6 separate regions of the Mus musculus genome follow, and regions 1, 3, 4, 5 and 6 are each linked to region 2. The links are chromatin loops, found by intact Hi-C in ENCODE. Cell type or tissue: left cerebral cortex. All regions are shown on one strand. Region 1 overlaps Kcnt2 (potassium channel, subfamily T, member 2). Region 2 holds the start of Kcnt2 (potassium channel, subfamily T, member 2). Region 3 overlaps Kcnt2 (potassium channel, subfamily T, member 2). Region 4 overlaps Kcnt2 (potassium channel, subfamily T, member 2). Region 5 overlaps Cfh (complement component factor h). Region 6 overlaps Kcnt2 (potassium channel, subfamily T, member 2).

Evidence for each region. Peaks named below come from ENCODE experiments on the same cell type or tissue, not always from the same donor. Only the 100,000 strongest peaks of a DNase experiment are listed, where the experiment ranks them.
Region 1: it touches region 2 in a loop (4-fold over the local background); 2 of 42 quality-filtered maps call a loop at or near these places.
Region 3: a loop joins it to region 2, with 2.0 times the contacts of the local background. A loop is called at or near these places in 2 of 42 quality-filtered maps.
Region 4: it touches region 2 in a loop (6-fold over the local background); 3 of 42 quality-filtered maps call a loop at or near these places.
Region 5: it touches region 2 in a loop (2.3-fold over the local background); 4 of 42 quality-filtered maps call a loop at or near these places.
Region 6: it touches region 2 in a loop (14-fold over the local background); 3 of 42 quality-filtered maps call a loop at or near these places.

What each region holds. Positions count from the first base shown.
Region 1 is chr1:140,337,049-140,342,048 of GRCm38, reverse strand. All of the region lies in intron 1 of Kcnt2 (potassium channel, subfamily T, member 2), which reads right to left. Among named protein-coding and RNA genes, the nearest start is that of Kcnt2, 94 kb to the right of the region's middle. In left cerebral cortex, a CTCF peak has its summit at 2,521; DNase peaks (open chromatin) are centred at 2,483 and 3,382; H3K27ac peaks cover 1,074 bases.
Region 2 is chr1:140,243,890-140,248,889 of GRCm38, reverse strand. Kcnt2 (potassium channel, subfamily T, member 2) reads right to left here and starts at 3,172. Exons shown (of 28, transcript NM_001081027.3): 1 at 2,539-3,172. The coding sequence starts at 2,633. In left cerebral cortex, a CTCF peak has its summit at 3,072; DNase peaks (open chromatin) are centred at 2,401, 2,914, 3,164, 4,449 and 2 more places; H3K4me3 peaks cover 3,430 bases; H3K27ac peaks cover 1,745 bases.
Region 3 is chr1:140,292,976-140,297,975 of GRCm38, reverse strand. The region is part of intron 1 of Kcnt2 (potassium channel, subfamily T, member 2); the gene reads right to left. Among named protein-coding and RNA genes, the nearest start is that of Kcnt2, 50 kb to the right of the region's middle. In left cerebral cortex, no CTCF peak of the experiment used is centred here; DNase peaks (open chromatin) are centred at 2,322 and 2,784; H3K27ac peaks cover 2,257 bases.
Region 4 is chr1:140,529,136-140,534,135 of GRCm38, reverse strand. Kcnt2 (potassium channel, subfamily T, member 2) reads right to left here. Exons shown (of 28, transcript NM_001081027.3): 20 at 3,312-3,383; 21 at 141-275. Among named protein-coding and RNA genes, the nearest start is that of 4930590L20Rik, 120 kb to the left of the region's middle. In left cerebral cortex, a CTCF peak has its summit at 2,404 (motif pointing right); a DNase peak (open chromatin) is centred at 2,450.
Region 5 is chr1:140,168,889-140,173,888 of GRCm38, reverse strand. The region is part of intron 1 of Cfh (complement component factor h); the gene reads left to right. Among named protein-coding and RNA genes, the nearest start is that of Cfh, 12 kb to the left of the region's middle. In left cerebral cortex, CTCF peaks have their summits at 465 (motif pointing left) and 2,159; DNase peaks (open chromatin) are centred at 467 and 2,055; H3K4me3 peaks cover 514 bases.
Region 6 is chr1:140,486,982-140,491,981 of GRCm38, reverse strand. The region is part of intron 14 of Kcnt2 (potassium channel, subfamily T, member 2); the gene reads right to left. Among named protein-coding and RNA genes, the nearest start is that of 4930590L20Rik, 170 kb to the left of the region's middle. In left cerebral cortex, no CTCF peak of the experiment used is centred here; DNase peaks (open chromatin) are centred at 411, 1,552 and 1,974; H3K27ac peaks cover 1,559 bases.

The DNA of each region.
Region 1 (5,000 bases), 93 kb before region 2:
TCTTTTCCCTGTATAAGGGAGCCCCTTATTTTGTTTTCCTGGGAGTTGCCTTTCTAGCTGCCTACCTGAAGCATCTCCTTTCCTTTTATAATATCATTGCATTGGTAAGCACCTTCTCCAATAGCTCTGAACTCTAACCCTGGAGTTAACTGGAAGTTGCTAGGTCCATGGAATGGTTCCTTGATGCTTTGGTTTCATATCCTGTGATACGGTATTTTGTTGTGTATTTGTCTATTTTCTTTGGATTAACCTGTGACAGCACCTCAACTTTAGCTCAAACTCAGACTTGTTTTCTTTCATGCCTTCTAATACTTAAAACAAATGATAACGTAGCATTGCAGAGCACTTCATAAAATGAAACTTCCATATAAGCTCATGAATAAAATTTTCAGCACCCACAGGAATTTGGTTATAAATGAAACAGTAAGGATTCAACAAGTTTGGGTGACAGAAAAAGACATGAACAGAATATTTTCCTATTTACACAATAAAAGGTTCAAAGGGGGAAGAGTGGGTCTAGAGTAATGACTTAAGAGTTAAGAGTATATGGCTCCTGAAGAAGACCAAGTCAGTTCCAAGTACTGCCAGGAAACTCACAACTAACTCTGAATCCAGCTCCGTTAGTGAGTGCCCAGTGTTCTCTGGAGGTCTAACACTTAGGTTTGATGCTCTCATGTTTTATAATTTATAAGATTCGTTACCATACTTCAAATGGTATTTGTAAAATTTTTCAGATAATATTTATATGGAGATATAGATAAATTAGTGGGACAATCTATTGGGTACTCCAGACTCACCTCAGCTGCAAACAGCTAGACTCGCTGGTCACACCTTCAGAGGATAACCTACAATGCACACTCTGCATGAGATTTGCATCTAGAGAATTCAACGAGGAATACTTACAATTACTACACAATAAATTGTCTATAATGTCAAGGATACCTAACTGATCAAAACCAAGACAGAACAGAACAGAACAGAACAGAACAGAACAGAACAGGACAGGACAGGACAGGACAGGACAGGACAGGACAGGACAGGACAGGACAGGACAGAACAGAACAGAACAGAACAGGAAGAAAGGAAGGGGGAAGAAAAGAAAATATAATAAATTCACAGAAAAATGTGCTGTAGATATATTTCCTTGGGTTATGATATGGCCATGGCCACAATTCAGCAGACCTAGCAAAAGAGCAAACTATAGGTTTTCACTGAATTAAGAACATATAAATAAGAAACCTGTTTTACGTAACAGACCTAATGTGTCTGCCACAGCCTCTAAAAAGAAACAACTGAAATAGTTGATTAAATTGAATAAGCACTTCAGAAACACACACACACACACACACACACACACACACACACACACACACACACACACACACACTTTGAATCATGTCTTTCTGTAGGACACTTTTAAAGACAGAACCAGATAGAACAGGACAGGACAAGACAGAAAAACAAATGCTACAGTGGAGCTATTTTCTTGAGCTGTGGAATGCCATGGCTGTCCTGAAACAGAGGCGCTAAATTCCCTGCTGATAGTCATAGGAAGGAAGTGAGCAAAACCACAGTGATGGTACACTGGCTTTCCCCACTGGTTCCCATAATCTTGATTATAACCTCATTTTAATTTGACCACCTTTTTAAGGAATGCATCTGAATACAGTTACATTTTGAGGTTACAAGAGGTTGGGGTTTCAGTATGTGGATTAGAAAGCAAGGACAAGCTAGGCATGGTGCATGCTTTTAATCTCAGCACTGGCGAAGTAGAGGCGGGCAGATTTCTGAGTTCAAAATCTGGCCCACAGAGTGAGCTCCACGACAGCCCAGACTAAACAGAGAAACCCTACCTCAAAAACAAAACAAAAACAAAAACAAAAACAACCAAAAACCAAAACCAAAGAAAAGAAAGAAAGAAAGAAAGAAAGAAAGAAAGAAAGAAAGGAAGGAAGGAAGGAAGGAAGGAAGGAAGGAAGGAAGGAAGGGGGAGAGGGAGAGGGAGAGGGAGAGGGAGAGAGAAAACATTAAAAAAATGACCCTGGGAAGCAAGCACAACTCAGTCTCTAGCCCTTATTAGCAGTGTGTCTTCCATGAATAATGCCTCCATAAATTAGTGTTTGTTATGCCCCATCTATCTCTACTGAAGTCACAGTTATCACAGTTACCATTCAATTGTACTTCCCCCAAAGAGAAGGCTGAGCTGCAATCTCTCCCTGTTTGTCTTAGTAACAATAGTCACAAAAAAAAAAAAAAATCATGTCTTTATCCTCAAACCACATCCCTTACTTGACTTGAAACTGTTCCCATCTTCATGGCATTTTCAAACCCACTGGGTTGCTCTTGAGTATCCTGGGCTGATCCTTTCTCTTCTATTACTAAAAATAAGTTCCCTTTTATAGTTAAACTCAGAATGTATTCCCTAGATACACCCCGGATTGCACAGTTTATTTCCAGCCCAGCCCCTCCTCCCATTTTATGTATTCGACTGCCTACTCAATTTTTCTACTTGGCTCTCTAGTGGACATTTTCAAGCCAACACATCCAAACGTAACTAGATTCCTGGTTTTCATTTCTGAAAGTTGCTTCTTATGTAAGCTGATGTCAAGTACATCCATATGCTTCAAAAAAAATCATCCAGGCAACTCTCCTTTCGCAAATGAGCATTCTCCTCAAAGGTTCTTTGAGTAGTAAACATTGTTTCACAGACAAGCAAAAGAGCCAAATCAATGCTTTTTGACAAGGTTCAGAAAGAGCAGCAACAGAGACATAAAGATGTTTCAACTTGCCTTCAAGCAAAGATTTACTTTCAACAGAAGACAACGAAAAGGCTAAACTGTAAGTGAAAAGGTGAAAATATTGAACCCAGCTGAAGCTTCACCCAAGTAATCAATCTACAAAATTCATGGCAAAACGCTGCGTACACATCATAGAAATCATGGTGATGTACAATATCTTTTAGTGCTAGACATAACCATAGATTAGAGCTGACTGAAAAAAAAAAACCCAGATCTCATCTGTACTATGAGAGATATCAATGACATGGAAGATAGTTCTATAAAGAAACAACCACAACAACAAAAAACTATCCACCATATTTTGCCCTGAGGGAGCCACCCTAATCTATCCTCTCATTTTCTATGCTCAGTCTTGCCTACCCTCAGCTCCCTTATTGCATCTAGGATACAATACAGATTCAGAATTGGTTTAAGCGACAGCAAAATTTGTCATTGTGTAGCTTTTAAGGTCTCATTAAACAGTAAGCTCCATGAAAGAAATACTAAGCAATCTGCTTATATGTCCATGGTCAGTGCCTGGAGTACAGTGTATATTCACAATATAGATGAAATTAAAAGTTACTCTGTAGTACTTCCATCTAACACCCCATTAGCATCCAAAGTTGACAACTGTCAGCATGAAAAGCTGACAATCTGTGGACACTGCCATCTGGCATCATCTATGCAGAGAAACAGAAATTCCCAAAAAATCTTCCTCCAAAACCCAGAACATGTATTGTTTTTTTAAATTGGAGACTGCAAGCTTCTGATTTGCTGTTATAGATAATTGTTATAGATAAACATACAGCTTCATTTCCAACTACAGAATTATTACACAGATTCCCTACAAAAGTCATTCAGCCCAACATAGAGAAAACTGACATCTCTTAAACTAGCAAGGAGTCCATCTACTTTTTTCAAATCCTTCTTGTTCCCTTCAGCTCGCATCTGTTTTTGTCACTGGAACCTTCCTCATCCGTGATGTACTTAAACAGCACAAATTTATATTTGTCCAGTATTCCATGTTCTTTTCAAATAGTACAAATATTACAAGTACCTTATTTTTGATCCATATCCTTCAAGTGGATCTTAAGAATCTATGCCATGAGCTATAGAACACAGAAAAATCATAGGAAATAAATATGTATATATATATATGATACATATGGTTATCTGTGAATTCAGATAGATAGATAGATAGATAGATAGATACATACATACATACATACATACATACATACATACATATATATACATAATTAGATATTTGGTCATTTGATTATGGAAAGTGTATACTTTTCTTGAACAAAGTAGAGGTAGCTTATTGGTTTACAAAAAGATTGAGAAATAAGAGACTGAAATAGACAGGAAGCTAACAGATGGAATTCATCACTAATAACATCCAACTTTGGGCCTCATCAGGAGTTGATTTGAGGGCATGTTTCTTGCTGTGCCTCTCCAAAGCTGCCAGTATGGGTGGATTTGTGTCTAAAATTATAAGGGCAAGAACTGTCGATTTTGTTCGTTTTGCCTGTTTTCAGAACCCAATGAAGGGTCAGACACACTTATTACAAACTCTTCAATCAAGTTGGTTTTCTGTGGGTATAGTGAATTTTGCTATATAAAATTTACTTCAGTCATGTTTATATTTACAATGTTAAATATGAAGTTCATAATTTTCAACATCTTCTAAATCTTCATCATATTCATATACCTCTTTTGCAGATTCTGTAATATTGGGGCTTATTTAGAATTTCCAAAGAACAATTCCTTCAGTATTCTCAACAACCCAACCAACGAATTACAAATAAATGCTTCTGTTTAGGGGAAGTACTATAAGAGAAATAGTTTACTGATACTTTCAGAATTATTATATTTTGGATAATTTTTACTAAAATGTGTGTTAAAATTTATATGATATAAATATTTATTCAACAATTAAATAAGTCCTTACGTTATATTTAAAGATAGATTTAGTATATATTATCTACATTTTTTTAGAATTAAATTCATTTCAGACTTGATATTTTGTGACATTTTCTTACATAATGAGCTATCTTGAAGTAATTTTATTTGAAACAAAGGAATTAGTGGAGTTGCCTGTACCGCATATACACACAGCCCAAAGGTAAATTTATACATTGTTTTAAATGATATTTTTTTAAAGCAAAGCATCGTCTTGATTACATCTTTGATCTCCAGTTGTTCATGAGTGAATACTGG
Region 2 (5,000 bases):
TGAGAAAGGGTTGATTCTATAAGATGACACTAGGGAATGTATTCACACACTTTAGATATTATGTATACAATACTACACACAAACACACACATTCTGCACACTGTATGTTGCGCAGCATAGGCTCAAGATTACCTACAAAGAGTTTGCACAATATAAATTTTGATCACCTACCTATCTGACTTTATGTCATAGAAAAATCTATGACACAGAATATATATTTTCTCAAGCGGGTTTTGATGGATCCTGCTTGAAAACCCGCCATGTGGAAATCTGAGTCAGGAAAATTATGAATTTGCAGCAGCCTAAGGTACAAATCTGAGATACATCTTGTATCTACATAGGCTCATCAACATTCTATTTTCTCTCTTCCCACATCTATCATATCCTCATTTACTTTTACAAGCTACTAAGATTTACCTTAAAGTTCGTAAAGCAAGGGCAGGGGTAGAAATCGTCTACTACCCTATAGCTAGAACAAAAGTCTTCCATCTCTAAGATGTCATTTTGAACTGCCAGAGAGCGGACCGGGAGGGGGATAACAACTGGACTGTCAAAATATTAAAGATAATAATAATAATAATAGATGTGATTCTAAATAGAGAAGATGGTCATCTTGATTCAGATTTCTTCAGAAGCAAACAGGGAGGTTTATTTGGATATAGACACTGATAACAGTAGTCAGTAGGGCCATAAAGTCCACCATATGAAGACAATAACTATTGCACACAACTAGAATTTTATTGGGTACAATATAGTAAACTGTTTTTAAATTATTCTATTCAAGAAGAAAAGTACTACTACACTTATTTAAAAAACAATAACAAAAAGCAAAAGAACAAACCAACTCCAAATTTGTTCATTGTCACTCTGTCCCCACTCTTCTCCACCCAGTGTCCAGTGTGCTCCCAGAATTACTGGGCAGGAATGACAGGGTGGGGATTCGAAAGGCATTTGTTGAAGGAAGTCTAAAGAGTATGAAGAGAGGTCTCAATGCATCTGTTGGTGGAAACAGTGTGCACACAATAACATGGAAGTGGCCCTTCTTCAACGCCTTAGGCGTTGAATCAGCATATACAGCAGAGTAGATTAAGGTTGCTGCTCTGATTGAATTGCAAAGAGGAGCTTGTGCTCTTAGCAAACAGAAATGGCACGGCGTACTTACTCATAAGAGTTTAAAATCCTAAAAAGTCAAGGCAAAAAAGTACAACTGTGAATTTTACATAAAAGAACCAACACTAAGAATCCAAACCGTGGTAGGTGCCAAGTTAGTAATGTAAACTCATTGAAACATCCATTTAACTATCTAGCTAACGCCAGTTAACTCCAATTAACGCCTTCATTTAGATGCATGGCCAATAACCCGATAATGAGGTCTTTAATTTTCTAAGCAGTATGTAAGGTTTTGCCTAGGAAGAGATGCTATGTAAACAGCACCCTCCACAAATCATCCATGGATATGTCATTAAGTTCCTAAAGTAAGACCAAGAAAGATTCTCATCATTCAAGTCCATGACAGAATCCCAGGAGTACTGCAATAGGAGTTAGTATTGGGAACTGAGAAGGTGAGGAAAACGCAGAAGTCATATTGCCCAGTGAATGCAAAATGTGCTTCAAATTGGACCAATAATGTATCTTTTATCTAATTCAAATAGAACATCAATGCCTAACTGAACTTCGGGGAATTATTTAATCTGCATTGAGAGCTTAGCTATACATACTTTAAAACAAGAAAATGTGGCATGTGATATGTGAAATTATCGTTCTAAAAAAACAAAAACAATTCAATGAAACAAAAAGTGTGCAAAAAAAAAAAAAATTAGCCAGAGCATTTTGTATGCAAAATTGCATGAAGCTTTAATGCCATTGATAAAACACGCAAGCAATGTTTTGCTAGTAATAAATATTTCAGCTTTGAAACTTATCGTTTTGAGATATGCACTATTTAGGTGAAAATATATACGAATCATACTACAAGAACCTCTGTTCAGTGTATTTTCCATCCCAGGCATTCTTGCTTCACTAACTACCTGTTACATATTTAAACCAATTGCCCACCTGAACTCCAAATACTCAAACAGTGGAAAATCCCCAGTGGCAAGCAAACATCTCGTCGAGACAACACTGACAAGGAGTAAGAAAGTGGGTACAGGAGATTTCAAGTTTCTACTGTGATTTTTTTTTCCAATCGCTTGGATACATTTATGGGGTGGATTAACTACACCGGGGAAATATTTGACACTGCAACTGCGTGCCATTTGGATGCTACTGTACCTCTGCTTGCAGCCTCACACACAACCAGGGAAGCACAGACAGACAAAGAATATCGAATAAATGCAACAAATGATTCTCAAGAATAAGAAAGTGGAAAGGAAAGGAGTTCCTTGTCCACAGCAACTGCTCTCTGCAGTGTCAAAATGGAGATGTAGAATCCCTTCTACTCCCTCAGTGCTGGTCTCCCTTTCTCTCCATCCCCTCAAAAGCTCTCCAGTCCTGTCCGCTTCCAGCAGTATTTGTGGAACGCTGCACCATGCCACTCACCTGTCATCATTTTGCCAGCCTTGGTCCCCTAGCAGCAAATCCCGGAATCTGTACCTGGGAGGCAGAGGGGGCACTTCGCTCTCCAAATCAACCATCCTTCCTTAAGGAGTGGGCAACATCCAACAAGGGATGGAGGGATGGAGGAGGGCAAAGAGGGGTAGCAAGCACTGCGGAGGGGGTGCCGTGCTGGGGAGGGTGGGAGAAGGGCTTGGGGGACCCGGAGGGGGAGGGGTCGTTCGGCCGGAAGCTGAGGCTGGAAAGGGGTGGCTCCTCTTCCCCAAGGGTGTGATGGGGATGATGCAAACCGAGCCCAGGAGCAAAAGTCTGGCTGCGACTCGAACCAGCGCTGCCAAGGAACCGCCCCCAGGCTCGGCACCGCCTCTGGTCCCTGGGACCGGGGGGAGGCGGGAATGCAAAAGTTACTTCACGGACAGAAAAAAAAAAAAAAGGAAAAGGAAAAATTTAAAAAAGAAAGAAAAGAAAAGGAAAAGAAAATTCGCGCGGTGCCTAGAAAGAGGGTAGGTGGTGGGTGTGAGCACCGCGTGATGGCTAGGCACTTTCCTGAAAGGCAAGGACCAGAGCCTCCCACTAGGGCATCCCCGGCCACAGCTCCCTCGCAGGGAGTGCAAGCACTGGGCTCAGCCGGACGAAGGCGGGGGCGAAGGCGGTGGGCTCCGGCTCTCACAGCCAATGAGCCTCCCCTTCATTAGCATAACACAATGACGGCAGGAGGGTGCCTTGGGGACAACCAATGGGGGCGAGCTCTTTCGCAGATTCCAGAGCTCCAGACCCTTCCTGGGAAGTGGATGAGGGGTCCAAGGAAGGTTGCCAGGTGTCACCAGCACCCAAGGCTGTGGTCGCCTTCTGCTTCTGTGGGTGTAGTGGAAATGGCCTGTTCCTGGAGAGGGAATCCCCGCTCTCAGCCCCAAGGAAAGTCCTCATACCCGCCCTTCTTCGTGCTAAAAAAAAAAAAAAAGAGAGAGAGAGAGGTGTTTCCCTGGTCTGAGGAAAATTGCAGGGCACCCTTATACAGCAGCTGAAGAGAAATATTTAAATGAGAACCCCTGCACCCCCATCTCCCATAGCCCCCCCCCCCCCAGCAAGGCAGGCCTCTAGTGAATAAGTGTTGGTGGTGTGAGCTCCTAGGGCAGGTGTCTTCCTATAGGAGTGGTTCACAAGGTCAGAGGAAGAAGAGAACTCAGGACCCAGAGCTGACTTTTCAGCAGCTTCCTGGTCTTCTCTGATACCCACTACCCTGTTCTACTTGCCTACTTTGGTTTTTCCTTCAGGAATGGATACCCGGATACCCCCCAGGGCACCCATTAACAGAAGCAGTCACAACCCAATGGCACCTCAGAAAAGCAAAGACACTTAGGAATCTCAAAGTTTGTAGGTAGCAACAAGATCATAATGGAAACTGGGCCACATTGGAGGGAAAAAAACCTCAACAAATGCACCTCTCCCTCCTAGGGTCAAGAAACCTTAAACATTCTTAAGGTGAGAGAGGAGATAAATAAAGACCAAGTAAAGTTCTTAGTTTTGGTTTTCTTTGGTTTTGGTTGGTTGTTTGGTTGGTTGATTTTTTTTTTTAAGTTTGCTTACCAAGGAAATAGTGACTAATTAATTTTGATTTATTCTTAGTGGAGATCATTTTGCAGAGAATCCACAAAGGAAGCTAAAATGCAGAAAGAAATCATCAACACCAGTGTGATAACAGATGAGTTAATAGCTGCATGCAGTTGTAGATTCCACTTCCTGCTCGTTCATCTAGCCCTAGCTGATAAGCCATATGTGCTTTAGATTTCCCACCTCTCCCAGGTGAGGTGAATGTGTAGCTTTCCTTTGAAGCCTCCAAACTTCATTTTGCTAGTGGTGTTTACCACATTCTGACTTCTTGAGTGATTATCTCTATGCTTTTAAACTCTCTTCTCGTTTTTGTTCAGGGCCTTCAGCATAGACAGATCTTGCCCCAGAAATGCATTGTGATGCTGACAAATGGCATGCTACATTCAGAGTAGGTGTTATTTTAAGTTATAGCTTAAATCTTAGTGGCAATCTTAGTTGAAACCTGAGCGATCAGATAACAGTACTGAATAGAAGAACATTTCTGTCAAAAAAATAAAATAAAATAAGCAAAGATTTGCTTGGCTCCCAGAGTCACACACAGCTAACCATGAAGGACACTGAGTGCTATGAAGTTTCCCAGTATCTCAGCCAAAACAGTTAGACTCAACTATGATAAGGCCATGCTGATTTTCTAGAGTTTAAAAGCTCCCAATACTCCAACTTTAGAAAAAAAATCTTAAAAGATAGCTACATTTAAAAAAAAAATGCTGTTCTGACATTCTTAAAATACAGCAACCATGGCTATGAAAACTTAAATTTATAATTGACAGATCTTTTTGCTCTATTTTTTTTTCACTTTTTCTGACAGACCTTTTCTTTTGTCGTTAATTTTGGCT
Region 3 (5,000 bases), 49 kb before region 2:
GTCTGATTTAGCTAAATTTATCAGAGATTACAAGGTGACTAACCGATTTTGTAAGGTTTCATTCTACCAAAACTATATAAAGAATATCACTTAATTAAAAACTTCAATCTGATCATCATTACAAAAGAAATAGTCTTTCTGTTTATTTGTTTGCTTGCTTGCTTCACTTTTTGGTCATTATGAAAATCTTAAAATACTAGTATGTTACAAAGTGAATATAATTCAACAAATATTCAGGCCAACCTTTCCAAAGTAATTAAATGTCAAGTGGTTTCAGAGAAATGCTTTTTATGTGTAGTTGTATGATATCAGTTAAGGGGCTTAAAATTCACTCCTACTCACCTTGGAGGTATTTGTTTCAGACCCATATATGTTAACTTCAAGACTGAGGTAGTAAAACAAAGTCAAAGAATAGTCACTGGCATGCTTAGAAAGGACTGAGAAAATTCTAGCAAGACTGTGTCCTTCATTTTGGCTATCAAACTATAAAAACAAAAGACACCCCCCCCCCAAAAAAAAATATCCCTTGAATTTTCCACAAGAATCTCAAGTTGGGAAAAAGAAAAAGAAAAAGAAAAAGACTGGTTATAGTTACAGGAGAATTTACATCCCAGAAAGAAATTTCACCCAGTTTTGGCAAGTTGACAGACGACAACCTTATAGGACCACTGAAGTTCCAGGGTCCAAAAACAGTGATGGGCAGGAGCACAGCTTGACTATCACTGCTTAGTTATGGAAAACTCAACCCTCATTTATATTTAACACTCATGCCCTAACTCCAAAGACAGATATGAATGACCAATGGATCTGTTTATCCCACTTCACAACATGTTAACTTTGAATAAATCTCCTTTTCTACTTTGCTCTGTAAGCTATTTGTCTAATAGGCTTATGTAGGGTATCTGGCAACAGAACTAACTTATCCAAACTGCCAGGACCCAGATTCTGGACCTATGCATATCAGAATGTCAGAATACTATGTAGTATGAACAAATAAGATCAAATTTGAAGACTCAATGGTTGTTATCTACATTGGTCCATTTGGGAGGGTGGGACTCTTATGATCTAAGTGTGTCCTAATAGGCCTCACCTGCCAGTTCTCTCTTCATTGGAGATCCTGTCCCTAACACAATGTTTCCAGGAGGCACATTGAATATATAACAGTCACAAAGAAAGTATGAATAAGCTAAGGTATGAATTCACAAAATATTTTATTATGGATTCATTCATTGGACATTACAGAAATATACAAATGTAATTTTATTATGTAATTGAGCACATTGCCTCATGAACAACAAATAATGCCCCACCAGCTATATTTCAAATTTCGAGTAAGTCTTTCTAATGTTCTAGCATTATACTAGGATACTAGAGCTTTGTTTCTGAACTGCCTTCCGAGTCTTGTTGAAGTAGTTACTGAAACCCACCATCAACCAGCTCTAGGAACATAGTTCTACTGTAGGCTTCAGCTGATAGCCACGGCAATTATACAAAGAACCATGTGGATTTGCTACCTATAGACAATTTGGGATCCCCATAGTCCCTAAGCATAAGTGCCTTAATCAAATACAGGGAAAAGTGAGCATGACCCAAGAAAGGCAGCTTGGCTTTGACAAATGCTTTAAAACTAACTTATTCCTTTTTCTAACAGGACCACTCCAAACTACTAGCAAGCAGCCTTCTCATGCAGTCTAACAGATTCATAAAGAAAACAGGATCCAGCTATGTGAGATGCCTGTAATTCCCCATGTCATAAAAACAGAAAAGCAACGGCTCTCTCAATCCCTGCCCATCTTTCAAAGAAGTACATCAATTTCTCCAATACCATTTCTCAAAAAATACTGAAAAATGTAAGTTGGGTTCTTTAAAATCTCTATTTTCTATGTGTTTAAAATCTTTCTTAGAGGCTTGGAGCTCTAAATATGTTATGCCCAATTATCTGATTCTAAAAATAACAAAGCAAAAGTTATAAAAAGCATGGTACTGTGATAGGTCTGATGTTCCTTCTTTTGCAGCTATTGTGAGAGTTCTGGTTTCCTCTGTGGTTCTTGATACCTTTCTTGAAACTCTAACTATGAAAATTATAAAGAAAATAGTTACAATGCTACTTTTTAATGTCCCCCCTTTTCTTTTCTTTTTCTTTTTTCTTTTTTTTTCATTTCAGGCCATTACTGGAGAGCAAAATTCAAGTTAAAAAATATATCTTATATTTTTGAGTGTTCAATAGAAATCAACAGCTTGTCTTCCATTCAGCCCTGCTTCCATATGCTCATTCAAAGCACACAGGAAAGAAGATACACTCACTGCTGAAATGTTCTGAATTCCAAATGTGTGCACTTTCTCAGCAAGCATGAGAGGAGAGCAAATTGAAAAGATCCTGGCAAAATCATTTAGAAAAAATTTAAACATTTAGATTTTCTGCATTCCTCTTAACTGTTTTGCTTTAAGTCTCATGTGTAAGAAAATACACAGAATGAAGAGGGTTTATTTAAAAAACAGCATATTTTTTCCTGATCACTGACAGAAGAAAATGTTAAATTTTCCATCACATTGAACTATTTTCTATTATATCTTAATAAATGAATATCAAAGCCAAAGAAATATCCCACATAATAGCCTTTGCCCAATACATTATACATTGCATGAACATATAAGGACACCACTTAGGATCTTAAGCCTAGACACATTTATATTTTACCCGTGAACGCACGCTTAAAAATAAGCACAGATCAGTCAAAGAGGATCTAAAATAAATCACCGGGCACACACCAGGAAACTGAACAAGCTCTGTTTCTCACTTCTATTCCCTTTCTGCCTGGTTATCATGGGAGCCTGCTCCCTCCAGGCAGATGCTTCCAATTTTTGAACCAAAGGCTGTGAAGGCCTTGGGAGAAGGGAGAGGAGATGCTCTGGGGAGACAGTAAACAAGAGAACTCATGAGAACTCCAAGGAAAGTTTCAAGGCTATATGGGGATATCATTATGTTCTACACATAAAACAATATTCCATGTTGATATACTTAGATCTGATGCTAACCCCAAGTATACACGGAATTTCAGAGTATGATGCCCACTTACAAGTCCATGATACATGACCTTCCAGTGCTTCTCCAAAGAGGAGGATGCCAGAGGCTCAGCTTGGCCTCTTCTCCATCAGGAAGACCCTCATCTCCTAAAAGCCTATGGAGTAGAGACTAACATAGAGTAACTGATGATCAAATGCAGAGAATCTGAATTCTGTCATAAATTCATAAATTTTGCGGCATGGTTTTGCATCATATTTCACATGAAAATACTGCACAATGGGACCTAATTTTATCTGGGTTTGTGTAACAAAACATAAGTGGGCTGTTTGTCATTATTTGTGTCAAGATTATGAAGAGACAGAGTGAGAGAACTAGTTTGTGCTAGGACAATGTGAAGATTTTAGGATGTTAAAGAGGAGAAGAGTGGATTTCTAGTGAGACGTGGGATTACAAAAGCTCATTTTAACTTATAATACTGTGTTGTTGACACGGGTGGCTCTTAGATTTTTGCATGCCAGGGATTCATAAAGTAGCATGGAACAAAGATAAAAAAAAAAAGAATGTTCTCAAATGTTACTTTTTAATGCTGTTTAGAAAAATGCCAAGTCACTTACTAATGTGGGCTTCCAGCTGTCAGAAGCAAGGAGGGGCAGTGACAGAAACCCCAGCTCATTAGAGGGAGCTCCAGCATCAACATGGAACAGTGATTTCTTCTGTGCATTTCTTTGACTGAACTTCACCTTCTTAATGTGCTCTGAACCATGACCAGCAAAGAAGGATGCTAGCACAAGTTGACTAAGCATGCACTCATATCCCTGAGGTGCTTAGATATCTGAAAGCTGCTCAGCTATTAACCATTCACTTTTCCATGTAATCTGCTTAACTGAGTAAGTCATCACAATGTATGAGATTTAATTTTTATTTAAATTTATTTATTTTCATTTATTTATATTTCATTACTTTATATCCCACTCACTGTCCCTTATTTTTGACACATTTAGAATGTACCAGGGAGCTGTCCATTGTGTAAAAAATACTGCAATTTAATGGCACGTCAGAATTATAATAAATATAGAAACTTCAAAAACTTAGCAAATCTATATGCCCTATCAAGCCATTGAAGAGGTGCCTCCCCAATGCAACATGTTTTATTAAATCTAAATAGCATGAGTATGAAAAATACAGGGTCAACAATACTGTAAATTGGACACACAAAGATGAAACCCTAATTCTAAGATAACTATTATAAATGACATACATAATTGTGTTCAAAGTTTATTACATTTGAAAAAGAAGACTTGCTGAAAATTTAATTCCTAACTTTATGAGTTTCTTCCTTTTTCCAAGCATCTGCCCAATAGTTCACAAATGCTTAGGCACTTCTATTTGTCAAATTCAGAAATGGAATAGAATCTTATTTCTACAAAAATTTGAATAATATTTTGACTTTATCACAATTAAGAATGACAATTTTTTTAAAACAGAAAATATCATCTCTTGCCTTCTCTTGAGAAATATAACAACCCTTGTAAGCGCAGCAACTTGGTCTTAATTAATTGTCAAGATGAAAATTTCCATGGTCCCTGGGGATATTCTTTTCATACAGAGACCATATGACGGATTACTACATAGACAAAAAGGACTTGCAATCTGGCCCAGCACACAGAGCTCATTTATTAATTAAGGTAATTATACTTTGCTTCTCACGTGTCTATTTAATCTCATCTAAATGACCTAAGATTCAAATGAAGGCTTAAAATGGGAGGTGAAACAACTTTGATGATATATCCATGAATAAGACCATATAATCTATTTCAGCAAGAAATTCAATGATAAACTTTTCAGCTATTTACCTTCATTAGATGGATATGATACCACTGTTTTATAAAGCATTTTTTGTCTCAATGAAGTTAAAGTTCTTAATCAAAAATGTTCTTCAAAATTATTAAGAAGAGACAAATGGATCTATTAATTC
Region 4 (5,000 bases), 290 kb before region 2:
TTCACGATCAAGTGAGTAAACAGATACTCTAAGGTCAGCTTCCATGTCCCATTCTACTCTTCATGCACAAATAGAATTAAGTACTCTGCACATGGAGACCACAAGGTAAATGATGACAAGGCTAGGCTCCTGATGCATACCTGAACAGAGTCTGCACATTCACAATCGTCTTGGCATCTGCCATGTAGTCTTCCTCTGCACTCATGGTGCTTTCTTTGTCCACCACCACCATGTTGGCAGCAAAGGTCACTCCACACCTGAGCAAATCATCTAGGCTTTGATAAAAATTCCCAAGGAAAAAGAAACAGAAGGTCTTTAAATAAACTCCACGACTGCACTCAGTACCTAAATCCGCTTATTGGTTGGCTTATGTATGAATCCTTTTAACTGAATTTATAGATAATATAGATATACACTAATGAGGACTGTAATGCAATATGACCCACTGATATGAAATTCAGAATTCATCAGATACTAACAGTTCCAAAGCATCCGTATTTGGAATCTGTGCTCAGTAACACTTAGTATATAAACAGTTCAATAGAAATTATGGCAATGATTCATGCTTATAGCTAGTGCATTATTTCAAGGGCAAAACATTATAATTGGTTTAAGTTGCTAAGTTGCTTTGTTGAAAGTATAAAAGAAGCAACAGCTATATTAATTTAGACAACAAGCTAACGTAGAAACACAAAGGTATGTGATATGAATTTATAAATGTCCATATTTAGATAGATAAATAGTCAGAAAGATAGATACCTCTATTTAACTGTCAATTGTTCCTGAATTACAATGAGTAGGGTGTGTGTGTGTGTGACTCTGTGTGTGTGTGTGTGTGTGTGTGTGTGTGTGTGTGTGTTTGTATTAAGACAATTTTTTAACAAGAAATTGAATAGAACAAGTTTCTTTGTCTCTATGAGGTAACTAGAAAAACTGGGGTATAAGTAGTTGTGAACTTTTTTGGTCAGTTTTCATTCTTGTTTCTGTAAAATGTATTGACTGGCATCTTCCCTGCAAATTAAAGAAAGAGATGTTTACCATTAACCCTGACCTAGGCATCAACTAGTTTCAATGTCTTTGCATTTTTCACACTAGAAAAACAGTACAAAAAAATGGGGTCAGACGAAACTTGATCTAGTAAAAGGATGGATAGTTATACAGTTCAGTGAGGACAGATAAGAAAATCAGTTAGTGTCCATACCTCCTGATTCAATTAAAAAAATAATTAAAATGTAAAAATCTGTAGTCACTGCTGATATGGACTGAAGACAGTTTCCAGACATCTCATCAAAGCTCATAAGGAGGCTAACAGACTTCAGAGGGCTATTATGAAAATCTCAGCCTAAGACCTCTAGGAATAATCTGGGGGTGCGGTGGGGAGACAAATACTGCACTTGAACTTGGAGCAATTCTATGTGACAGATATTTTATAGCTAAAACTGTTTACAGAACATTTCTTCACAATAAAATTCCCCATGCGAAAAGAGCACAGAATCGTAATATCCAATCAATACAATGATTGTCAAGATTAATCCCTAGTGTTTTAGATTTTCCTTGTGTGTATCAGATTCACTGTACTTTTTCTAAATAGATTAAATGATATTTTAGAAATTATCCCATAAAGACTGGGACTTTTCAGCATGTGCAACTCCTTAATTTAAGCTACAGTTAGAGGGCTGGAGAGATGGCTCAGCTCACTGACTGCTCTTCAAGAGGTTCAATTCTCAGCAACCACATGGTGGTTCACAACCATCAGTAACAGGATCCGATGCCCTCTTCTGGTGTGTCTGAAGATAGCGTCAGTGCATTCATATACATAAGCCACAGCAATGCAGAAAATGTTAGATGTGGTCCCTTATGGAAGATTTGGTGATGACTAAGTCAACTTGCTTCTAGTCGCTTAGGACTTTCAAGATATTTCCTTGTATTTTCAGCCTTTATAGCTTTTCTACATCAAAATTCTCTCTTATAATTTTATAGAACAAGAGAAATATAAATTGGTAAGAAGTCAGTTTCATTGAATCAGAGCAGACTGGATTTTGCAAAACAGAAGTGAACGCTGGACAAACACTTTACTAAGAGAGCTTGTTCTAAGTTTCTTAGAGCACCCTGCTTTCAAGTGCGTTTGCTGACTTCATCCTTAAAGTGTTTCCTGTTGTAGTGACTCGGGACCATGAATTATTAAATGATGCATTAGAATTTAGACAAAACAAAAGGTTGGGATAATATTAGTGAAACATGCAGAATCTTCGGATCCTTGAGGCTTTACTTTTCTAATTAACGTTTTAGCATTTTTGAGTAGGCTGTGAACCTGTTGAGTCCTGAGTATCTTCTCTCTGATACTTCGCTGCTTTTTAATAGCCCACAACCCTTTTTTAAAAGCATGCTGTTTTGCACTGTTCAGCCACCAGATGGCAATAACAGCCAATGAAACCCATCTGAGTGACACTCAAAAGTTGATTTCACCAGCCATGCCTTTTTACTTTTCCATGACTCACTCAGTTTTTCCAAATTGGAAAATGTGAAATTTGCAAGTGTGAGGAAGTATTCTTGTTTAAATGGGCTTTATTTTCATGAGAATTTCAAACATAAGCTAACAAGAATCATACAGGGACACTCCATATATATTCCCTCTCTAGTACACGTGTGCATATAGATATGGTGACCAACCTTCAATAATTATTAGTCTACAATCAATCAATCCTCTTACATCTTCCTTGGAATTTAATATTCTTAGTTTCCTTTTTGACAGTCACAGATATTTTGCAGTATTTCATGCTATTAATCTGGTGATAACTTATTCTTCTGGTTAATAGTGTCACAAAATGTTTATATTTTATATTTTATGTTAATACATTGAATAATTGCATGCATAACATAATCTTTTAATTAAAAAGTTATATAATTACAAACTGAAATTTTCTTGAATAAATTTTCAAGAAATTGTTACTACTTACATTGAAAATATGGTAATGTGGAATTTTTAAGGTACTTTTGGATGCCACTTTATCAATAACATTACTGCAAAAAAAATGCTGCATTTGCAAAGGCTGCAAGACTAAAATAGCTTTGCAAATGTGTGAACCTGACCAATCTGACATGCAGCAAGGTCTGGTGCAATTCAGCAATGGAATACAGCTTAGCAGTATGGTAGGGGGTACACAGCACAGCGGCATGTGCTCTGCATGCAAAGGTCACCGTATTTACTGTACCAACACGACAAAGTACACTCATCATGCAGGAACAAGACACAGAACTTGACAGATCACAGGACACTACACTCATCATGTGCCATAGACTTTGTCACCTACTTGTCAATAGAGCCCACCATGTAGTAAACCATTGGAAACCAACAGATTGCATCCAGAAAATGCATATCTGGCCTATGTAGCAGATGGGTTACAAAATGAAACACAGTGTCACAACAGGGGCAGCACTTCTAGGAAAGGGAAGCAAGTTCATTTAGTTTGTATTTCCAAAACCAAAGACAAGATACATCCTAAGTTGCCCTTTCACTTGAGAATATAATTGCACTACTTACAAACCATATGATACATCAAGAACTGTGAGTTATAAATCAGAAGCACTATGGCATAATTCTAAAAAATACAGATATTACTCTTGATTACGACAATACTTATAGAATACTTCAGTTACTCGATGCAGAAGAGAATTTGACCATGAAGAACAAATGGTTGTTGTTTTCTACAAATGCCTCTAACAAGCAATCAATAAGCTTGAGTATCAAGAGTGCTTTGTCTAAAGAATATCTATAGTCACACCATACTTCACATCTCAACGTATCTAGGATAGTCTACATATGCATGGAAAAAACTGTGTTGTGCAAAGTTGCACTGACACTATTTCACCTTTGACTTTACTGTCTTACCAAGGTATATTGTTGAGGAAGTGTCCGTTATAACTGAAATATTTACAGGTAACCACAGGAAAGGAAAGAACAATAGAGCTCAAACTTGCTTAGAGATGACTTAATAAGTTACATCTACTCCATAGCTCTTAAATCCTGCATGCATTCACTGAGCATATATAGACCCCAAAACTGCTCAATGGACTTTTAAATATACTATTTTGTATTAAAGAGTGGCCAATCAATTTATAACATATGTTAAATGCATGCAGAAAGCCATAAAGATGCAATGCTTTTTTTCTAAAGAGAAAATAATCTCTAGGGGCACCCAGGAAACAGAATTGGGGTATATCACAGAAAGGTAATATTTTCTTTGGGTGTTGGCAGATGAGGAACAATTTGGCATGAACAAGACAGGAGGGAAATTCTAGGTCAAGGTAATGAGTGAGAAACTTGCAATTTCCCAGATGCTGAGCCTCAGATGGATCAATTCTTTTCCTAACTATTTTTTCCTGTTGATTTCCCTCCTCTCTCTTTCAACTCTAAAGAAAAATAAATTTTAATAGAGTAATGTATTAAAAAAACAAACTTCCAAGTGATGACACTGTTAGAATTTTGTCTGAATTTTTCTGGATATTTAATTTATTTGGCATATTGAATGGATCAGTACTATTACATTGTCTTAAACTGCCACAATTCAGTTTGAAAATTCAGAATTGTTTAACTCATAAATCATAAGAACCTTTTGTAATCATTTCTAGTTTACTTTACATATAATATTGTTATTTTCACCATTAGATGACTCTTAAGCACCAGTTTAAACAAAGATCTCAAGCAAACACAGAGTGACTATTATTCACTCTTTAACAATCTCTAATGTTCTTAAGTCCTTAAGCAATATTCTAAGACATGTATTTGCAGGGTTTGGGATGGAGATTTCCATTCAATTTCTAGAAACTTTCTTGCTTCTTAACATTAGGAGGGCAGCTGAAGGGGTTTGCAACCTCACAGGTTGCAACAATATCAACCAACCAGACCTCCCAGAGCTCCCAGATACTAAACCACCAACCAAGGAGTACACATGGAGGGACCCATGTCTCCAGCCACATGTGTAGCAGAGGATGTCCTTGTC
Region 5 (5,000 bases), 75 kb after region 2:
CATGAAATAAATAATTGGGATGGGAGAATGGGTCAGGAGTGGGAGGGGTGAGGGTAACTGAATAGAGATATTTTGCTGATTTAGTTCTATGTTGCTTCTCTGAGACAAGTCAGAGATAAGCTCTCAGTTTACAATCTTCCCTCTCCAGCATGCTGAGAAGACAAGCATGGAGCCTCAAGTAGGTAGGCTTTGAATGCTGCAGAGAAGTTAGTCAGATGAAGCCAAAGAGGATGTTCATGGTAAAACTTCAGATCTACACAAAGAACTAGAGCTTCTATAAAGCTGTGGGGCTCAGCTCCACACCTACAACTTACCTTGGCTTAACTTTCACAAGAATTAGAGGGAAGGTTAGGAAAGAGACATTTTTCCCTTGTTTTAGTCCTTATCCTCAGGATCCTACTGATACCTCTCATACACTCCAGTACTGGAGATGCTGAACCTTCAGCCTTCACTCCATCTTGTGGCTAAACTGCTATCTGAAGCAGCGGTTCAAGTCTAATGAAAACATTCAATATATACTAAGAGTTTATTTTTAACAAGACAACAGTGTGATTGGAACCTCCTTGGTGTTAGGAGACTGTTGTTTAAAGTGCTGCCCCTTTCAGAAATGGATTTCAAGCTGACTCCTCACAAAACACAGATGCCAGCTGCTCAGGCCGATTTCATCAAGGTTTCACCATGTACCTGCCCATTATGATCTAGGCTTTTCTTGAGGTTACCATGTTTACAAAGAAAATTCATAATCCTTCCAGTATATTTTAGAAGCAGAAATTTGTTTATTCAATGTTCATTAAATATAATCAAAACTTAAATTTTTGAAGTTTGTTTTTTTAAAGTATTTTATTGCAACTGATATTTTCCTTGTTCAAAAATTTCAATTTAAGTATTGTATTTATAAATTAATCTAAATATTTTAATTAACAAAATACTATTTGGATCATATGTATATGCATAAACTTAATACTCACTTTTATCAATAAGAAGGCAGAAGAGAAATTTAATGAAACAATCATTAATGCTACTCCCACTTTATTCATTTACTTTATTTTTCTGGGCAATTTGTAGTTTTCATTTTCTACTAAGAAATACAGTACTAATTTAAAACAATACTTCTTATTCTTTTCTCGAAATCCTTTTAAAAGATATTGCAAGTGAAAAAAAATGACATCTCCATCTTTAATCTATCGAATGTAGTAACAACTGATGTTTTGAAAAATATTTGAAAATTCATCAAGGCTGATTTAATTGCAGCAAGAACATTTCAAAAGACAATTTTGAGACATATTGGCATTGGGAAAAAGAATTGCATTTGGTTTGTGTGTCTGTACTAACTCTTTAAAATCTGTATAGAAAAAAAAACCCTCGTAATCATGATTATTAAAATAGCAGATGTTTGCTTGAAAGTTCAATCAAAATTATAGTTATCTCCCTTGAGTTTAAGTAAAACTCTTGTTTTTAGATAATCAAACCTACACAGTCATTCTGTTTCTGAAAAACATTTGAAATTGGCATTTATATCCAAGAAAGTAGAATATTAACAAAGTAGGGTTTTTATAAAGCAAAAACTAACTGTTAATTACGTTATTGCAAACACATAGGATCAGGTTTTATTTGTGGAAATCTGAGTAAATATTTAAGTACCAGAAGAAAATTGAGTTTACTCATTCACCTGGACGTAGAAGCAGTCAGCTTCCCCCGTTTTAAAAGTTTTAAGCTGAATCATCTGTCTGAAAATGTAGTTATCCTTTTGAAAGCACTTCTCTGCTCCCTATATAAGAAGCACCTGCTCTGCTTTCATTAACAACTTCCTATTTATTTCAAGCAAATGTGTTTGGTGTACGTTTATGTTGACTGATGGACTACAGGAATGAACAGAACTTGTTCCTGTCTAGTTAGAACACCTCAAGAATTCATTTTCAATGGAACGTGAAAAATTTTTTCACCATCTCAAGACACACTGAACTATTATTGCAGAAACACAGTGCACAGTTACTTTTAACTATTTAAGCTAGAACATAAGTTACTGACACACATTATGGTGAGATTCTAAACAAAGACAAACAGCAAGTGAAAACAGAGGGACTGTTTATTTTCAGAGAGCAACCTTTTCGGAAGAATCAGGTTTTGGCTGTGGCAGTTGTGGGGTATTAGCACCATCTAGTGTGTGAAACTTTAATTACTGAAATGATGAAGACCAAACTAATTTCAAAAACTTAGTTCAAAATAATGTTCAAAAGACTCAAAGGAAACTCAACCTAAACAGTTGCTCTATTCTTCGATAAGATGTAGTGATCCTTTTATTTCATATGCTGTATAGCATCTTATAGATGAAAATTCCAGGTGAGCTATATTCAGTAATGTGTCCTTTTGCTTTTAAAAGATAAAGCTTAGAACAGAATAGCAAATTGTCATAAAATCAAGTAGTAAAAAAAAAATTGGCAATTAGAACAATATTTTTATAAATATAATAAGCTTTAGAAGCTACCATTTATGTAAAAGCATGTTGGGTGTTACTAATACAATCATTTAAGTATCAGGGTAATTATTGCAAAATTAAGCAGCACAAAATATTTAAAATCTTTAATATTTAAAGTGATTCTATTCCATAACACTAACATTCCATGGTCACAATTCCTGCACCTGGAAGTTTAAGGCAAGAGGATTATGAGAAGGAGGCCAGCCTGGTTGACAAAGATTTTGTCTCAAAAATAAGTAAACAGGCAAAGGGATGGATCCATGGAAGGCTATGTGCATAGCTAAGTGTAGGAAAAAATGTAAATTGTTGGACCAGAATATTAGCTTTATTGGCTTTTACTGTAAAATCAAACTTCCCAATATATTTGGAATTTTCTGTAAAGAAATGTAAGCAAAAGCTTTCTCCAGTAAAAGTTAAGAACACAGCACAGGACCCCCAATTTATTTCCTGTGCCCAAACCATAGGCACTAGTTCAAAACCACTAGCCCCGATGTATGCACACTTATCTTCTGCTTCTGGCTCTCGCACTTCCAGAAATCTTGGAAAAGTTAGTAGATATTTGAATTTCCATGTCCTCAAATAACAAAAATATGACAATGAAAAATAAATAAATACAACCAAGAAACACAAACTCCCCCAAAACATTTTCTTTTGCTTAATTATTTGGGAATCTCACATCATAGCCTCCCGTTGTGCTCATCTCCCGGTCTTCCCACATTCTCCCCCTTACCTGTGAGGTTCCTCAACAACCCATGCCCCCCACCCCTCCACACACACAGAAGAAAGAAAGTAAGAAAGAAAGAAAGAAAGAAAGAAAGAAAGAAAGAAAGAAAGAAAGAAAGAAAAAGGGAGGGAGGGAGGGAGGGAGGGAGGGAGGGAGGGAGGGAGGGAGGGAGGAAGGGAAGACAAGTCTATTTTGTCTGTGTATTCACTGAATTATGGTCAAATTCCTAGTGGCCAACCCCACAAGAGAGGTTGTTTTGTCTTTTTGTTTTTGTTTATGTTTTCTCTGCCTGCATCGGTGTCAGAAGCCATCAGCTGAAGCAAGCCATGCTGTAGAGTAAGGAAAAATTCCAATCCAGTGATAATTATTATTTTACTTACAGTTTGTTTTTACTATAGGAACTGATTTTGTTTTGTTTTCTTGTTTCCTTGAGACAGGGTTCTTTGTATAGCCTTGGCTTTCCCGGAACTCACTCTATAGTCCAGGCTGGCCTTGAACTCAGAGATCTGCCTGCCTCTGCCTCCCAAGTGCTGAGGTGTGCTACCACTGCCCAGCTAGACTGATTTTTAAAAAGGGGATATTACAAAGATTCATTACCAAGGAGAAAAGAATGATTATCTCAGAGAGTATAATTACAAGTACTTTTGAGGTTCTATTTGTCTGTTTCATTTTTGTAATTCCCACATCTTCCAAATAGTGTGAAGCTAGCTCTCCCGAGCATGTGCTCCATGCCTGTACTGCTGTGCTGTAGGCCAGTGAGGGACAGGGCCAGCTCTCCCAACCCACAGACATTAACATGGCTTCAGGCAACAGCAGACATCTACAAGGCCCATAGCTATATCATTACCACTGACCAACTAATGGCCCTCAGGGGATGGATGCATGGACCACAAGCCTCAACAGGGTCTCAGGTGGTTGGTTACACATGACACTCACATCAGCATGCCCCCACTTCTGAGGCAGCAAAGCCAGAGGCCAACACCAAGTTATCATACCGCAGCATAGACCTCATATGTCCTCGTGAATCTCAGGTTTCTTCCAGGCCTGGGGCAACAGTATGGCCTGTGGTGGTATTGTGGAGCATGGTGGTCCTTCAAGGAGGTTCAATCCAGAAAATGAACCTTTCCTCATCATGTACCTCTGCCATTGCCCAGAGCTAGGGGGATCTGGAAACTGGGAGGCATGTTGAGGGACAAGGGGTGGGGAGTCTGAGGCTACATAGGACGTAGGCTGTTGTATACCACCCTGCCAACTGTACTGGACAATGGCAGCATGTTGAGCTCAGCCCTCTCTCTCACCTGTCACCCTGGTCACATCTCCAGTTCTGCTTTTCTCCTTAGGCACACACCTCTCCATTACATATGTGTTCCTTTTAGTAGTTCTGGGTGGCTTCAGGCTGATGCACAACTACAATGTCTGACCGGTACTTGCTTCCCATTATATACAAAATATATTAATAGAATTGGAAATGTAAATGAGCTAAATACCTAATAAAAAATGGAAAAGAAAAAATATATTTTACACATATACATATATATATGTATGTATATATTATATACTATCCTTAATATATTGAAAAATAAGCATACAAATCTGAAGGTTCTTATCTAAATATCTACAATGAAAGAAAACATGCAAAGCATCTTTTTTAGGTCTTGAGTACCTCGTTCTACATGATTTGTTTCCAACTCCATCTGCAAACTTCCTAACTTACCCCATTGTGTAAACAGACCATATTTTTGTTATCCATTCTTCAGTCGATAGACATCCAAGTTTTTTCTATTTCCTGTATGTTGTGAA
Region 6 (5,000 bases), 240 kb before region 2:
CCTGTTCCAGATCACCCTGCCTATGCCTGCAAGCATCAGGATTGCAGGTATGTACCACCACAACTGAATACTTCTTTATGTTATGAAAGAAATGGATAAAAAAACCCACCAGGCACAAACAGAAACTATTGTGTTTCTTAACTTTTGTGATCAAAGGATCACATTTCTGTGGGAGTGTTTGGAACTGGATACACCCCAGAAAACAAGAACAGTTTGTGGATGGAATCCCAAAGAACCCACCACACTCACACCCCCTGACCATGTTAGGAGCCAAACAGTGCACTCCCTTCAATCCACATGTCCAAGCTTGATTCCTAGTAGCTTGGGACATGGCTGCATTTGGCAATCAAGCCTTTGAGGAGGTGTTTTCAATAAACTGGGACTGTTGCAAGGAGTCCTAATCCAAGTTGACATGTGTTCTTAGAAGAAGGTGAAATGTGGGCACACAAAAAACAGCAGAGGTGTGGGCTCATTGAGGAGACACCATCTGAGGAGCTAGAAAAAGGCAATCAAGGAGACGGAGCACTGATTGGCCTTCTGGCTTCAAGAACTTTAAATAAATGAATTTCCTCTATTTACAGTCTCCAGGCGTTTGTATTACTTGAATAACATGTTTTGTTATTATTTTTAGTGGCCAGTGATGGTCACAATACATACATACATACATACACACACACACACAGAGAGAGAGAGAGAGAGAGAGAGAGAGAGAGACAGAGACAGAGACAGAGACAGAGACAGAGACAGAGAGACAGAGAGACAGAGGGACAGAGAGACAAAGAGAGACAGAGACAGAGAGAAACAGAGAGAGAGACACTGAACACACAAGAAGAGGAATGAAAGAGAGAGACAGAGAGACAGAAAGTTTGATACCAAAATTACCTATAAATTCTCCTGAACCTGTAAATGAGAATATGTTTATGGCCTAAATGTCATCCAACAGAACAGGCTGTCGAAGTTGAATAAGCAGGTAGAGCCCATTTAGGTCATTAACAAGTTCTGTGGGGTTCTAAGTATAAAACTGGGTCTAATAGTAAGTGTTAGCCACTGAGCTCCTGTTGAGTACTGGAAAACTACACTCTATCTGAGTTGGACAGGGGGTCAAAATGAAGCAGTGGATAATTAATCATAAGTCATAGTCATTGAAAAGGGATATTTCTTCACTTTGTTGCAGCTGAAGTTCAGCATGCTGGAAGTGATGTGAAGCAAAGTCATAGGAAGAAAGATACATGATGGAACCCTCAGAAAATCACATCAAAATATATGGGTGGGATTAGAGAATCAGATCATTTTTAAAGATATGTCACATCATTATTTTGAAAAAAAAAAAAAGACCTCATGTTGCCAAGGCTAGATTCAAACTTATGTAGCTACAGATGGCCTTAAACAATTGATCTTCCTACATCTACCACACAAATATTGGGATTATAGATGTGCACCAATAAAAGACCTGTTCATTTGTAATGTGATGTGCAGTGGATAGAGCCCAGTTGTCCATGCATGCTGAGCAGTGACTCTTGCAGCTTAGGCACATAGCTAGTAAATAAAGTTCAACTTGTATATGCTGATTTAGATTAGCTAACATATTCAAAACTTGTTATGTCTATGTGAGTGTGTGTGTGTGTGTTTGTGTGTGTGTGTGTGTGTGTCAAAGAGATAGAGACAGAGATAGGCAGAGTGAGAGTCTATGTATGTGTGTGTGAGAGAAAGAGAGAGAGAGAAAGAGAGAAAGAGAGAGAGAGAGAGAGAGAGAGAGAGAGAGAGAGAGAATGAGACTTTTAAAGTTAAGTCACAGTACCCCTTGCAGTCACTGGCACGCTATTCTAAACAGTGAACTAGATTTTCCAGATTTCAAAATGTAGTCTTCTGTCACAGTTTTGAGTGTGAACCTTCCTATGGAGCTAAAAATAGTCCCTGTGAGCATTATCTCCCACCCTTTTCCTCCTTTCCTTTCTGGCAGCCAGGATGGTAATTATAATCCCTATTACTTTTGAGAAACTTTCTCTTCCACCCACATGGCAGCTGATTCCCTGGGCTCTCTGCAACAAGCTCAGGGAAAGATAAAGCTGCTCACTCATCGTCTACATTTCTCATTTCCCTCTTTCTTTTCTTCACTCCCTGGTGGGTTTCCTTGGGCCTTTTCCTGGAGCCAAAACACTGGATTCTCCTTTTTTTTTTCTCATGGGTGTTTGAACATAGTGAATGTGTGGGTGCTTGGGTAATATGCCCAGGGATTGGCTTATGGCTAATGTCTCACTTGAGGTCATTAACCTACTTCCTAAGTAGAGAAAAGGGGCAGGCTCTGCCCCATGTAGCACAAAGTCTCCGAGCACTAGGGCATAGCAAGCATCTTTGCCACCATTTGCCTTAGTGTATATTTTCTACAAATGAATGCTTTCTTAAAGATTTTTCTGAGTGAACTCTCCCCGACCACACAGATTGTAAACCTTTAAAACCCTTCCAAGTTAACCTGCACCAGGTGATGAAATATAACCACCCTTTCTTTTTTTCTACTACTGTGACATTTTTAAAGTCTATAAACATGGGATTCTGCTCATACTTTCTATGTATCTTTTTTTCTGTTTATTCATAATAGGAAAATGCTTGCAGAAAAATTAAAGAAACTAAGATGGGTCCTTCATGCATTCTGTGAACGTCTGTGATATATTTTAGGTATTTTCCTTGAGGCTATTTCTAGCATTTCCTAGCTTAGGGTATGTTTGTCAGGGTTTTCTTGTAAAGTTACAAGTTTTAAATTGCAGCTAATAAATATCTGGGAAAGGTATGTCAAGAATGCAGTTCTGTTTCTCCTCTAGTTTTTTACCCACTCTCATTAGCACTGATTGGCAGAAGAGCAATATTTATATATTTTCTTATTGTAGTTTCATGACTTCTAGATTTAGTATTGGAGATTTTTAGAAAGAGAGTTTTACTTTTTCAGAGACTTGAAGTTATTGTCATTCAGATCTTTCACTTGTTTGGTTAGAGTCACACCAAGATAGTCTATATTGTTTGTGACTATTGTAAAGGGTGTCATTCCCAATGGAGGAGCTAGAGAAAGGACCGAAGGAACTGAAGGGGCTCGCAGCCCCATAGGAGGAACAAGAGTATGAACCAACCAGTATTCCAGAGCTCCCAGTGACTAAACCACCAACTAGCATATACATGGAGGGACCCGGGGCTTCAGCTACATATTTAGCAGAGAATGGCTTTGATGTTTATCAATGGGAGGAGAAGCCCTTGGTCCTGAGAAGGCTTGATGCCCAAGCGTAGAAGAATGCGAGGACAGGGAAGCAGGAGTTGTTGGGTTGGTGAGCAAGGGTGGGAGGATGGGATAGGGAGTTTTTGGATAGGAGACCAGGAAAGGACATAACATTTGAAATGTAAATAAAGAAAATATCTAAAAAAAAAAAAAGAGAGAAGAAAGTTTTAAGTTTCCTTTATCCATTAACTTTTTTATGTTTCCATGTGGATTCCTGGTATTTATTTTATTTCACAGGTTAAAATAATTTTGTTACTTAATTTTTAGCACCATCAGGGAAGCTATTAATTTGGACCTTGTGCCATTTTCTTGGTATTTACACAACACAAGTCCTTGTTTTCTGCCATCAGAGTTACTAGGCTTTCGTTCTATTTTTCCTACAACACTCCTTAATTAAGATATCCCCATATTAAGCATAAACTGCAGGATACCCATGATACACTCAGCAGATCCAAAGCAGATAAACAAGAAGGAAGGCCCAAGCAAGGATGCTTGAATCTCACTTAGAAGGGGGATACAGTAATCATAGAAGGGAGGGTAGTGGGTGTGGGGGGATGGGAAAGGGAATGAGGAGGTGTTCAGGGTCAGCTGTGGGGAGAGACAGAAGAGATAACCAGAGAACCAAGAGAATGAACGCAAATATGAAGCTGGTGGGGGGTTGGGTAGTGTGGGACATTTCTAGGATGTGCTATAAAGCTGGGATGGAAAGACTCATAGAAATGGGAATATGGAACCTGAAGAGGCTATCTCCTGTATCCAGGCAGGATCTTCAGTGGAGGGATAAGGACACCAACTCACCGACAAAATTTTTGAGTACAAATTCTATCCTGTCTACAAGAAATGCAGAGACAAAGATGGAGCAAACACTGAGGGAATGGCCAGCCAATGACCAGCTAAACTTGAGACCTATCCCATGAGCTAGCACCAATCGCTGGCACTATTAATGATACTCTCTTATTCATGCAGATAGATAGGAATCTAGTATAACTGTCTTCCAAGAGGATCTTCCCAGCAGGTGACTGAAATAGAAGCTGAGACTTACAGCCAAACATTGGATGGACCTTGATGACTCTTTTGGAAGAGGTAAGGAAAGAAGGTCCCAAAGTGGATAACAACTCCACAGGAAGACCACCAGAATCAATTAACCTGGACCCTTGGGAGCTCTCACTGACTGAGCCACCAACCATAGCGCATATACCGGATGAAACAAGGCCCCCAGCAACTGCAGCACGTGCTAGTCTGGCCTCAGTGGGAGAAGATGAGCCTAACTTTCCAGAGACTTCAAGCTCCATGGTTGAGTGATACCTATAGGCAGTGCCCCACCTTCTCACAGAAGTAGGCGAGGAGAGCAGGGGGAGGGTCTATGTGAGGGGGAATCAGGAGGAGGGCAGTGATCGAGATGCAAAATGAATAAAGAACTTAAAAAAAAGCCCCAATATCCATTCACTTTGTATCAGAACAATACTGAAGAAGGCTAAAATCGTTCCTAGAAGGATGTCATTTGCTTCTGGGTTCTCTTGAAACACTGTGAAAATTCCATATTATATATTCTAACATACATCTATCTATCTATCTATCTATCTATCTATCTATCTATCTATCTATCTATCTACCTATCTATCTATCTATCTTTCTTTCTTCATAAAAATCATGGGATTATACTCATAGGAAGTGTCACATTTTAGAAGAATATGAGAAGAAAGACATAAATATATAAAATACAACAGAATATTTTGAT